Linked DNA regions of Homo sapiens: region 1 is linked to region 2. A link is a contact called in ENCODE POLR2A ChIA-PET data. All regions are on one chromosome and are shown on one strand. Each heading gives the region's core, a stretch centred on a gene start or an enhancer-like site at or near the end of the contact. The rest is flanking DNA. Distances are from core to core; before and after follow the strand shown. Region 1 overlaps DNAJA3 (DnaJ heat shock protein family (Hsp40) member A3). Region 2 has its middle 6.9 kb from the start of GLIS2.

Region 1 (6,222 bases), core at 146-2,645, 150 kb before region 2:
GGTCCACAACGCACAGTAATTGGACACTGCTGGGAAGCAAAACTGAAGGAGAAACAACCCACCTTGCTTGCTGGGGTGGGTCACAGAGAAGAGGGTCAGAGGCCGAGAGACCAGTTATTTGCCTGAGAGTTTGTGGTCCATGGCAGCTCCGATTTTTTTTTTTTTTTTTTTTTTTGAGACGGAGTCTCCCTCTGTCACCCAGGCTGGGGTGCAGTGGCACGATCCCAGCTCACTGCAGCCTCCACCTCCTGGGTTCAAGTGATTCTCCTGCCTCAGCCTCCCGAGTAGCTGGGATTACAAGCATGCACCATCACGTCCAGCTAATTTTTGTATTTTTAGTAGAGACGGGGTTTCACCATATTGTCCAGGATGGTCTCGATCTCTTGACCTCGTGATCCGCCCGCCTCGGCCTTCCAAAGTGTTGGGATTACAGGCATAAGCCACCGCGCCTGGCCAATTTTTTTTTTTTTTTTTTTTTTTTTTAAAGAGTCAAGGTCTCGCTCTGTTGCCCAGGCTGGAGTGCAGTGGCACAGTCATAGCTCACTGCAGCCTTCACCTCCCAGGCTTAAGTGATCCTTCCACCTCAACCTCCTGAGTAGCTGGGATTATCGTACAGGTATGAGCCACTGAGCCCAGCAGTTCTGTGAATTTCAATTCAACACATTTAGGTTTGTGTGACTACCATCACAGTTTTTATTTTTTTACTTCCCCACCCTGGCTCTGGCACCCCCAGGCACAAAAATTCATTCTATCCATTGACTGAAGCATTTCTTTGACAATTTACCAGTATGCTGGGCCCTAAATACAATGTAGCAAAAAAAGTTATGCTGCCTGCCTTGAGGAGCTTATATTTAGTGGGAGAGCCTGATAGAAACACACAATAAATAGTTATGTATCTACGCCTGTAATTCCGGCACTTTGGGACGCTGAGGTGGAGGATGGCTTGAGTTCAGGAGTTCGAGACCAGCCTGGGCAACATAGCAAGACCCCATCTCTACCTAAAAAAAAGAAATACAAAAGAAACTAGGGCCAGGCGTGGTGGCTCATGCCTGTAATCCCAGCACTTTGGGAGGCCAAGGCAGGTGGATCAGTTGAGGTTGGGAGTTCGAAACCAACTTGGTCAACATGGCAAAACCCTGTCTCTACCAAAAAATACAAAAATTAGCTGGGCGTGGTGGCGTGTGCCGGCAGCTACTCAGGAGGCTGAGGCAGGAGAATCAGCTGAACCCAGGAGGTGGAGGTTGTGGTGAGCCGAGATTGTACCACTGCACTCCAGCCTGGGCGACAGAGGGAGACTCTGCCTCAAAAACAAAAAAACAGAAGAAATGGTGGCAGGCGTGGTGGCATGTGCCTGTACTCCCAGCTACTCAGGAAGCTGTGGTAGGAGGATCACTTGAGCCCAGGAGGTCAAGGCTGTGGTGAGCTGTGATTGCACCACCACAAGCCAGCCAGGGCAACAGAGTGAAAGCCTGTCTCAAAAACAAAACAAAACCCAAAAAACAAATTGACATAAGGGCTGCAAAAAACAAAACAGGAAGGATAAATAAATGGGGACAGGAGCAGCATCGGGGGAGGTGACCAGTAAGCTAAGGTCTGTGGATCATGCCCTTGGCCATATAACTATGGACCCACTTCGCCTTTTATGTTCCCCCCTGGCCCATTTGTGACCCTTGAAGAGTCATGAGAAATAAGCAGAACTTCTAGTTAAAAGATAAGACCTGCACAGTATTTATTAACAAGCAAGAGTGTGAAACAAGCCTCTTCCAGGAGCCGTGCAGCTGCCGTCCTCCACATCAGAGCCGGCTCTGCAGTGCTACAAACACAGAGGGGCAGGGGCAGCTGGAGGCCTGTGGGCCTGGAGAGAATTCTTGCACACTGTTTGGTTGACAGGGAAGGAAACAAAGGCCAGGCCACCAGAACCCAAAGGACTATGAGTGAGGAGGGGGCTCAGGTTGGAAACAACCCAGTCCCAGGCCTGAGGTGGGAATGGGGCTGAGGACCAATGCCTGAGAGCTGGCCTTGTCCACCCTCCTAATGTTTTTTTTGAGATGGAGTCTCACCCTGTCACCCAGGCTGGAATCCAGTGGCGCAATCCTGGCTCACTGCAACCTCCACCTCCAGGGTTCAAGCGGATCTCCTGCCTCAGCCTGCCGAGTAGCTCGGATTACAGGCGCCCACCACCAAGTCTGGCTAATTTTTGTATTTTTAGTAGAGACAGGGTTTCACCATGTTGGCTAGGCTGGTCTTGAACTCGTGACCTCATGATCCGCCCACCTTGGCCTCCCAAAGTGCTGGGATTACAGGTGTGAGCCACCACGCCCGGCCCACCCTCCTAATGTTTAAGCAAGTGCCAAACATGTACCTCCCACAGGCTCACAGGCCTAGAAATACTTTATTTTCTTGAGACATGGTCTGGCTCTGTCACCTAGACTGGAGTGGAGTTGCATGATCACAGCTCACTGGAGCCTTGAACTCCTCAGCTCAAGCAATCCTGCCACCTCAAGATTTCTAAGTAGCTGGGACTACAGGTGCCAAGCCACCACTCCCAGCTAATTTTTTAGAATTTTTTTGTAGAGATGGGGGTCTCACTCTCTCGCTCCTGGGCTCACACATTCCTCCCTCCTTGGCCTCCTAAAGTGTTCAGATTACAGGCGTGAGCCACCATGCCTGGCCCTTTTCTTATATTTTTAAATACATACTACTACTCAGAAGCTATAAAGAAGTCTGGTAACAAATACATCAGGAGCACAAGTGGAAATAAACCAAACCCAGGCCCAGAAAGAGCACTGAATTCTACAGCTGTTGCACGGCCACCTTTTTTTTTTTGAGATGAAGTCTCGCACTGTCGCCCAGGCCGGAGTGCAATGGCATGATCTCCAATCACTGCAACCTCCACCTCCTGAGTTCAAGTGATTCTCCTGTCTCAGCCTCCTGAGAAGCTTGGATAACATGCATGTGCCACCACGCCTGGCTAATTTTTTTGTATTTTTATAGAGACGGGGTTTCACCATGTTGGCCAGGCTGGTCTTGAACTCCTAACCTCAGGTGATCCACCCGCCTCAGCCTCCCAAAGTGCTGGGATTATAGGTGTGAGCCACCTCGCCTGGTCATGCACAGCCACCTCTAATCCCTTGAGGGAAGGATGCTTCAACACAACAATGGTTTCTGTTTAGCAAGAAAATCCACCTTTCTCTTCCAAAGTCTTTCTCTAGACTTCTGCTTTGAAGCAATAGGACATGAATGAGACTCAGGGTGACTGTTCCAGGAATAAGCCCAAGCTTTCACAAGAGACACGGTCTAGCTCCCCACTGCTGTATCCCCAGGAACTAGAATAGGGCCTGGTCCATACTGAGTGTCCACAGTAGGCAGGCAATCAGTATTTCATTGATGAAAATACTGGGAAGTATCTGAGATGAGCAGAATGTCACTGCTGAGCCTCTCCTGTCCGTCAGCTCTTTCCCGAGTCTCTTCTCCACCTGACCCAGCAAACAGACTCTCATCTCACCCTGCTCAGCCCAGAGTGCCAGAGTGGACTGAGCTGTGTATCAGGGCCCCTCTAGCCACGCCAGGCATAGAGCGTGGCTGGGAACCCAGAGTAGCCAAACTATAATACATAAAAATTTTGGTCAGGCATGGTGGCTCACACCTGTAATCCCAGCACTTTGGGAGGCCGAGGTGGGCGGATCACCTGAGGTCAGAAGTTCAAGACCAGCCTGGCCAACATGGTGAAACCCCCCATCTCTACTAAAAATACAAAAATTAGCCAAGCGTGGTGGCATGCACCTGTAGTCCCAGCTACTCAGAAGCCTGAGACAGGAGAATCGCTTGAACCCAGGAGGCAGAGGTTGCAGTGAGCAGAGATGGTATCACTTCACTCCAGTATGGGCGACACAGCGAGACTCCATTTAAAAAAAAAATAAAATAAAATTGAATGTAAAAGATGCAAAGACTGGAAAGAATGAAGGGAAACAATCCAGTGAGGGAGACTGAAATGCAGGGACCCAGGGACATTGGCCAGCTCTCACAGCATGGGCTCCCAAGAAAAAAGTCACATCCAGATTCTAGAACATTCACTCACAGGGGACTGTTGTGTCATGGCAAGCACCCTGCTCTGGAATCCAAGTGAGGGTCAGCACTGTCGGCACCCCAGACCCATCTGCCTCTATGTGCTCTGGGTGGCTGTGAGCACAGGATGAGGCCAGCCAAGTCTCCTGTAACCCCCATAAGCCACCTGCAGAGGCTGTCTGAATTCTTTCAAAGAAGAAATGACCACAATTTAGGTTTGAAATATCTTTTTGCAATAGATAATCTTATTTACATTAATACAGAATCATTTTACATTCCTAAATCAGACACTAATAGATGCTTTATTTTAGTGAATTATAAAGGAAAACAAAAAGGAAACTGTTGAGAAGTGTTCTTCATTAACCTGTCTAACGACAGCCCGAAGATCCTGAAACACATGGAAACTGCGACATGCTACCAGCAGAGGCTGGGGAATGGGGGTTCTGCTCTCACTGAATGGTGGGGAACCTTCAACTGCTTAGCCTGTGCTTTCCTTTTCTGAATCAACATTTACAAAGGAAAAAACAATGATTAGCACTGAATAATTTAAACACACTTCAGAAAATAGATGTCAACAGTGTAAGTGGGAGAACCAAGCCCCTGACTAGCAACAGTGGCAGGGCTTCAGTTCCCAAGGCAGCTGAAGTCTGGCCAGCACAGTGCTGCAATGGGCTGTGGCTCAGCAGAAGGGCAGGAGCCCTCCATGCCTGGCTTACAACAACAGGACTCAATAGTCAGGGACAGGCGGCCATCCCGGATGGGGTGGGAGCAAGGACTGTACATCCTGACAAGGATCACCACCCACACGGTCAGAGCAGAACCCCCAGGGACTCTCTGGGCCTCTACGTGCCTCCCAGGCACCGACTGTGCAGCTGCTTGGTACCCCGGGAATAAAAACTAACTGAGCAGAGCAGCTGATGCCTCGGCAGGGCCCCTCATTAGGGGAGGACGGTGCTGGTGGGGCCTGGGGGCCCCACGCTCCCAGTGAAGACAACCTGTCAGGAAGAACTCATTCTGGAACCTCCCGGAGGTTTGCTGAGAAGGAAATTAATCACTTCGTAACTTGATGCAGCTTAAGGCTTCATTTCTAAGCTGTAAGCATGGCCTTTAACTAAGATATCCACAATATTCAATTCCAAATTAGAGTTTTAGCCCTGCAAGAGTCTAACCATCTCCCTCTGCCTGAGCCAGGGGCCGTCACCTACCAATGGACAGGAAACTGCCACCAGCCTCTGGGGCTGCATCCTACTGCCCGGGCTGTCCACTGTGACCTTTCCGTGGAGAGAGGTGTTGTCCCATGATTTTGCTGTTGCCAAGGCCGTCCAGAGGCTCTGCGGGTGGGAGCTCAGTGCTGCTGTTCTGGAATCCTCCCGTCTCCCAGGTGCCCTGGCCCTTGGAGGGGCTGCTGCTTCCCGGCCTAGTTTCCAGTGGATCTTTTTCCTGAGCCAAAGAGATAGGCTGTTACCTTATACTCAACATTTCAAGGGAACACACCCCTGTGGGGAGCGTCTGTTAATCCCTGGAAAGCAGCTGTGCCAAGAGAGGGGCGAGAACCCCACTTGCTGAGATGAGCATAATAAACCAAAGTGGGTCCCAAGATGACACGGCGAGCAAGCGCTACCCCTGGAGCAGCCCCCAGGCTTGCACAGCCCTGCGCTGTCCACGCAGGAGGGCAGCTTCCAAGCAGGCAGGACGTGAGGAGATCTGAGTTCTAGGCCTGGCTCTGCCTGACTCGCCCTCTGTGACCATGGGCAAGCCGGACCCACCACTGCAGGGGGGCTGTACAACAGCCCCAGCATCGCCACCTCCCCAGGAAGAAGACACAGCCAGAGGCTGGCCGCGGCAGCCCAGCCAGTCCTGCACTACAGGCTGATTGCCACGTCATCTATTCCCTAGGCTGAGAGGCCAGCTCCTAGTGGAGCTAGGTTTACCACACCTTGGACTGGCACCTGTTCCAACTCCTGGGGGTGGGGGCACAATATTGGTTAAAGTGGGAGAAAACCAGGATTAGTTCACAGAGGAAAACAAAGGGAAAAAAAACCTCCAGGGTTTTCCTACCTCGGCTGGGATATCATGAGGTAAACATTTTCTTAAGTTTGGAAAGGAATCCCTCCTCGTCCTCCCCAGCCTCACGCCTAGCCTTGCTTCCTGCGGAGC
Region 2 (5,774 bases), core at 3,145-5,644:
TATTTAGAGATAGGTCTTGCCATCTTGCCCAGGCTGGTCATGAACTCCTGGTCTCAAGTGATCCTCCTGCCTCAGCCTCCCAAAGTGCTGGGATTCCAGGTGTGAGCCATCCCCAGCTCTTTCTCTCTACTGGACATTTTCATTATATGGATGACAACAGCACAAAGAAGTTCACTAACTTGTCCAGGGTTGTATAAGCTAGTAGGAGGCATAGTCCAGATTGCAGTCTCCATGTGTCTGCAGTCTGAATCCAAAGCTTGTGCTCTCTAACCCACTACTTCCCTGGAGCATCAGGTAGCTGTCGAGGTGGGGGACAGGCAGTGGAGACAGCCAACAAGGCCAGGCTCTGAGCTGTTTTCTCTAGGTTCTGCTTTTCCAGGAGGCAGCAGCTGCCATTGCAGGAGAGCCAGGCCCCATTTCTCCTTCTAGGTGAACAACAGGCATGGAGGCATGTCCCCCCTCCCTGCCATTGTGCTGGGCGTCCTCCTCTCAGAGTAGGCCCCTCTTGGAGGGAGGATGGTCTCTCCTATTAGACGGTAAGATCCCCAAGGAGAGGGACATTGTCTGCTTTGTCCCTCCCCCTGCAAGGTCCTGCCCAGGGCCTGGCATGTTGTCAGTGCTTCCTGAGTATCGCTGATAGATACACTTTGGGGGCTGAACTTGGTCCCCTAATCCTTTACCAGTAAACATTTATTGAACATCACCTAGGTTCACATTCATTTTTTTTTTTTTTCGAGACAGAGTCTTGCTCTGTCGACTAGGCTGGAGTGCAGTGGCATGATCTCGGCTCACTGCAATCTCCACCTCCCAGGTTCTCCTGCCTCAGCCTCCTGAGTAGCTGGGATTACAGTCCTACGCCACCACACCGAGCAAATTTTTGTATTTTTAGTAGAAATGGGGTTTCACCATGTTGGCCAGGCTGGTCTCGAACTCCTGACCTCATGACCCACCCACCTTGGCCTCCCAAAGTGCTGGGATTACAGGCGTGAGCCACCGCGCCCAGCTCCAACAGATTATTAAGCTCTCTTTTTTTTGAGATAGGGTCTCACTCTATTGCCCGAGCTGGAGTGCAGTGGTGCGATCACGGCTCACTGCTGCCTTGACATCCCAGACTCAGGTGATCCTCCTACCTCAGCCTCCCAAGGAGCTGGGACTACAGGCATGTGCCACCACACTCAGCTAATTTTCATATTTTCTGTAGAGACAGGGGTCTCACTATGTTACCCAAGCTAGTTTCGAACTTCTGGGATCAAGCAATCCTCCTGTCTTAGCCTCATAACAGGCGTGAGCCACCATATGCAGCTGAGACCCTGTCTCTTTTTTTTTTCTGAGACGGAGTCTTGCTTGTCACCCAGGCTGGAGTGCAGTGGTACAACCTCTGTCTCCCAGGTTGAAGCTATTCTCCTCCCTCAGCCTCCTGAGTAGCTGGGATTACAGGCGTGTGCCACCACATCCGCCTAATTTTTGTATTTTTAATACGGATGGGGTTTTGCCATGTTGGCCATGCTGGTCTCTAACTCCCGACCTCAGGTGATCCACCCACCTCAGCCTCCCAAAGTGCTGGGATTACAGGCATGAGGCACCGCGCCTGGCCCTTAGACCCTATCTCTAAAAAACCAAAAAAAACAAAAAAACAAAAGAAGTAACCCTTGAGACCTACATTGTAGATGTAGGAGAGATGACAGGAATCAGAATGGATGAATGGTGGCAGATCCAGACCTCTGGCCCTTGACCTTGGCCAAGCCCTCTAACCTCTCTGAGCCTCGGTTTCCCCATCTATGAAATCGCAGTCCTCAGGGTACCTATTACCACTGGCCTCTGTGAGGCTCAGTGGGAAGTGCACAGAAAGGGCTTCCAGCAGCACGTGGCTGGGAGAAAGAGCCCGCAAATGGTAGCTATTATGAATGAAGCAGCCCACAGCGGGCAGAGCCCAGTCACAAGGCAGGAGTGATGGAGGGAGTGAGATCAGGATGACTTATCAACCCTGAGCCGGTGGCCTGGCGAGCCTCTCTCTCCATTGGCGCTGGCTGGCTGAGCCTACAGAGCTGGGGCTGTCTGCGGGTGGGGTGTTTATTCTAGGAAGCGGCCCTGGCTGCTTCTCATTCCCTGCCCCAGGGAGAAAGGAGGGCTTCAAGTCAGAACCGAAGCCATGCTGGGCCTGGCATGTACAACACAGCGCCACCTGCCCGCAGGGCCCAGAGCTGAAAATGCCCAGGAGGTGCAGCCCCAGGGGCCTGGCTGGGACTTGCAGATGTGAGACACTCCCAGGGTGACCCACCTGACTCCCCAAGAACCTGTCCTGCAAAGCCTAAAATGCTCAGCTTTTGGAAGTCTAGAGACTGGGTCCTGCATTCCAGGGCGGGGACGGGATGGGGCGCCTGGGCTAGGGGGGAGAGTTCTATCAGAGGTGGGGATGTCCCTGGTGGCAGCGCTGTCACCCTTGGGCTCCTTCATCAGAGGCTTGCTTCATGGAAGCCATGTGAGCTATGCAGTTGCACAGGGCTGGCCCTTAGAAGGGCCTGAGTGTGGCTGAATGTTCTGCTGTCACCGTCTTGAAATTCTTAATCATTTTAGAACATGGCCCGCGAATTTTCATTTTACATTACGCAGCCTGTCCTGCCTTCATGGTTTCGTTTCTCCTAGCATGTAGCTTCTCCCTCCCATCAGTGTGGCGCACAGACCCAACCTTCAGCCACATCCAGCAAGACAGGAGTGCCTTAGGTAAGCCTCATTTCCTGAAAGGCCGTGGGAGACATGCACCTGCCACCCCAACCCAGCAGGACCAACCTTTCTGGAAAACCTGAGGCCGGCTGTGTGACGTGGGTGAGTCACTCAACTGCTCTGAACTTCTCGGTATCATAATATTGCACAGATCCTTGGGAAGTTTAAAAGAGGTAGTTTTGGGCTGGGCCTGGTGGCTCATCCCTGTAATCACAGCACTTTGGGAGGCCAAGGCAGGTGGATCTCTTGGGGTCAGGAGTTCAAGACCAGCCTGGTCAACATAGTGAGACACGGTGTCTACTGAAAATACAAAAATTAGCTGGACATGGTGGCACACGCCTGTAATCCCAGCTACTCAGGAGGCTGAGGCACGAGAATCGCTTGAAACCAGGAGGCAGAGGTTGCAGTGAGCTGAGATTGCACCACTGCACTCCAGCCTGGGTGACAGAGCGAGACGCCATCGCAAAATAAATAAATAAAAAGTAAAAAAGGTAGTTTTGGTTGGGCACAGTAGCTCACGCCTGTAGTTCCAGCACTTTGGGAGGCCGAGGCAGGAGGATTGCTTGAGCCCAGGAGTTCGAGAACAGCCTGGGCAACATACTAAGACCCTGCCCCATCTCTACAAAAAATTAAAAAATTAGCTAGTTGTGGTGGTGCATGACTGTAGTCACAGCTACTTGGACAGCTGAGGCGGGAAGATTGCTTGAACCCAGGAGGTGGAGGCTGCAGTGAGCCGATTGTGCCACTGAACTCCAGCCTGGGGGACGGAGTGAGACCCAGTCTCAAAAAAAAAAAAAAAAAAAAAAAGGCCGGTCACAGTGGCTCAGGCCTGTAATCCCAGCACTTTGGGAGGCTGAGGTGGGCGAATCGCTTGAACCCGGGAGGCAGAGGTTGCGATGAGCCCAGATCACGCCATTGCACTCCAGCCTGGGCAACAGAGCGAGATTCCAACTCAAAAAAAAAAAAAAATTTAAGATTATTGCAGGGCTGGGTGCGCCGTCTGACGCCTGTAATCCCAGCACTTTGGGAGGCCGAGGCGGGCAGATCACGAAGTCAGGAGTTCAAAACCAGCCTGGCCACCATGGTGAAACCACATCTCTACTAAAAATACAAAAATTAGCCAGGCGTGTTGGCGCGCACCTGCAATCCCAGCTACTCGGGAGGCTGAAGGAGGAGAATCGCTTGAACCTGAGAGGCGGAGCTTGCAGTGAGCCGAGATCGCGCCATTGCACTCCAGCTCTGGGCGACAGAAGACTGTCTGACGGGGTAGGGGAAAGATTGTTGAAGGCGCTAACTTGGAGGGAGAGGAGTCCGCCCGGGATCCCTAAGGACCTGCCCCGGGGAGGAGGAGCCGTCCCTCCCTTGGCCCCTCCCCTCCTGCCTTCCGAGGGAGGAGACCCCCCCAGGGCAGGAACGAGGGGGCGGAGAAGCGCGAGCGACACATTTTTGAGTCGTGACCAAGTGGAAACTCCCTCCCCGAGGCGGAAGCTGGGGGCGCCCCACTGGGGCCCAAGCCTCCGCCGGGGCGGGATTCCAAGCCAGGGGCGGGGCGCCGCCGGTGACCCGGGCCCCGCCTCTCGCCCGCCTCATGAATATGAACAAGCCGGCTGGTGAGCGGAAGTGCGAGGCGGCCCCAGGCTGGCTGGCTCTGCCGCTGAGAGGGGGGCGCGAGTCCGGGGGGCGTGGCCTGGCTCGGACGCCCCGCCCCTACCCCCACGCGGGGCCTCCTTCCGGCCGGCGCGCCCCGGACGTGACCTCGCGGGCGCGCGCCGGGAGCCGCCAGACTGGGCGCCGACAGCATCCTCCGGGGGTAGGCGCCCACAGTCATTCTTTCCATCGCTGCGGACACGGGAGTCAGAAGTGAAACAGTCCTGTCCTCGTGGGGCTTACGTTCCAGGCGCAAGAGCCACAGGTAGTCGAATTGGGAAACCGCCTCGGATGTCACATAAGCGCCCAGGGAGGACAGGGCAGGACAGGGCCTCCCTGGGGAGGTGACTTGAGTCAAGACTCAAAAGAGGGAAGCGAGGGAACAAGCCATGCGAGGAACTAACGAAGGAACATTCCAGAAAGATTTCACATCCCAAGCCTAAGGTCCAGGGGCAGCAGGCATTGAGGCGGATGTGGCTGGAGTGGAGAGAAAGAGGAATTAAAAGGATGGAGTAATGACAATAATGGCTCACATTTTTTAGCAAGAGGTGGGTTCACTACCTATCTGTCGTTATCTGGGGGGAAATTAGGCTCTGGGAGGTCAAATAACTTGCCCAAGGTCACACAGCTTGTAAGTGGCCAGACCAGCATTGGAACCCAAGGGGACGGATGTCTGAAACACACCCAGGAGTCCCAAGGTGGGATGACCTTGACCAAGACAGGCCCTTTACCCCTTGCCTCAGTTTCATCCCAAAGAGCTGCCCAAACACAGCTTAAAATCAGGGCACAGAGCAAGGGTGTAGCTGAGTGTGCGTAACATCTGTTCTCCTGGGAGATGCTTTTGTTGTCTGGGAAGCACTTGTCACCTCTCCAGGCTCTGGAGCAGGTACAAGTGGCTTCGGGGAGAAAGGGTGGGAGCCGGGAAGAGGCTGCTTCTGGTGGCAGGAGGAGAGAGGGAGTGGGTGAGGGGCCCCGGGCTGGCTGAGTGCTCTGGAGCATGACAAAGGCAGTGTCAGCCAGGCAGCTGTGTCCGCCACTAGCAACCGCGCAGGCAGCATCCCCCGCCATCCCTCTGAGCCTGGAGAGATTGAAACACACACAGTCAGCGTGCCTGCTGCCCAGGTGAGGTGCAGAAGGCCTGGGGGTTGCCAGTCTGGGCTCTGCCGCGAGAAAGTGGCTTTTCTGCAGCCGGAAGCGGGGAGGAAGTGTTTTCACCCTTCTACAAAGCTCTGTCTCTGCCTCTGGATCCACGGTGCTGCAGGCCTGAGGGCTCTCATGGGTACGGGCCTGGTGAGTAATCTAGAATTTGCCCCTTCCCCAGCCTGGTGCAGCCTCTAGTCTCGGCCTTCACGCTCTGCTGTAAAATGAGGCTGGGTCAGGAGTGGGACCCATCCTCCGTGTTTGAG

The links. ChIA-PET counts read pairs that join two places held with the same protein, here RNA polymerase II (POLR2A).
Region 1: POLR2A ChIA-PET joins it to region 2 with 27 read pairs in activated T-cell. The contact joins two enhancer-like sites. POLR2A ChIA-PET finds 5 or more read pairs at or near these places in 4 of 52 experiments (GM10248, H1, Panc1 and 1 more).

The regions. Positions count from the first base shown.
Region 1 is chr16:4,454,829-4,461,050 of GRCh38, reverse strand. DNAJA3 (DnaJ heat shock protein family (Hsp40) member A3) reads right to left here. Exons shown (of 12, transcript NM_005147.6): 11 at 6,124-6,222; 12 at 4,276-5,505. The coding sequence ends at 6,137. Among named protein-coding and RNA genes, the nearest start is that of NMRAL1, 17 kb to the left of the region's middle. RefSeq lists a silencer at 1,316-1,516 and an enhancer at 4,363-5,333. Within about 2 kb of position 1,395, at least 8 of the 41 ENCODE cell types and tissues checked have a DNase peak (open chromatin) inside an H3K27ac peak, as active enhancers do.
Region 2 is chr16:4,306,316-4,312,089 of GRCh38, reverse strand. No RefSeq gene overlaps it. Among named protein-coding and RNA genes, the nearest start is that of GLIS2, 6.9 kb to the left of the region's middle. Within about 2 kb of position 4,394, at least 35 of the 41 ENCODE cell types and tissues checked have a DNase peak (open chromatin) inside an H3K27ac peak, as active enhancers do.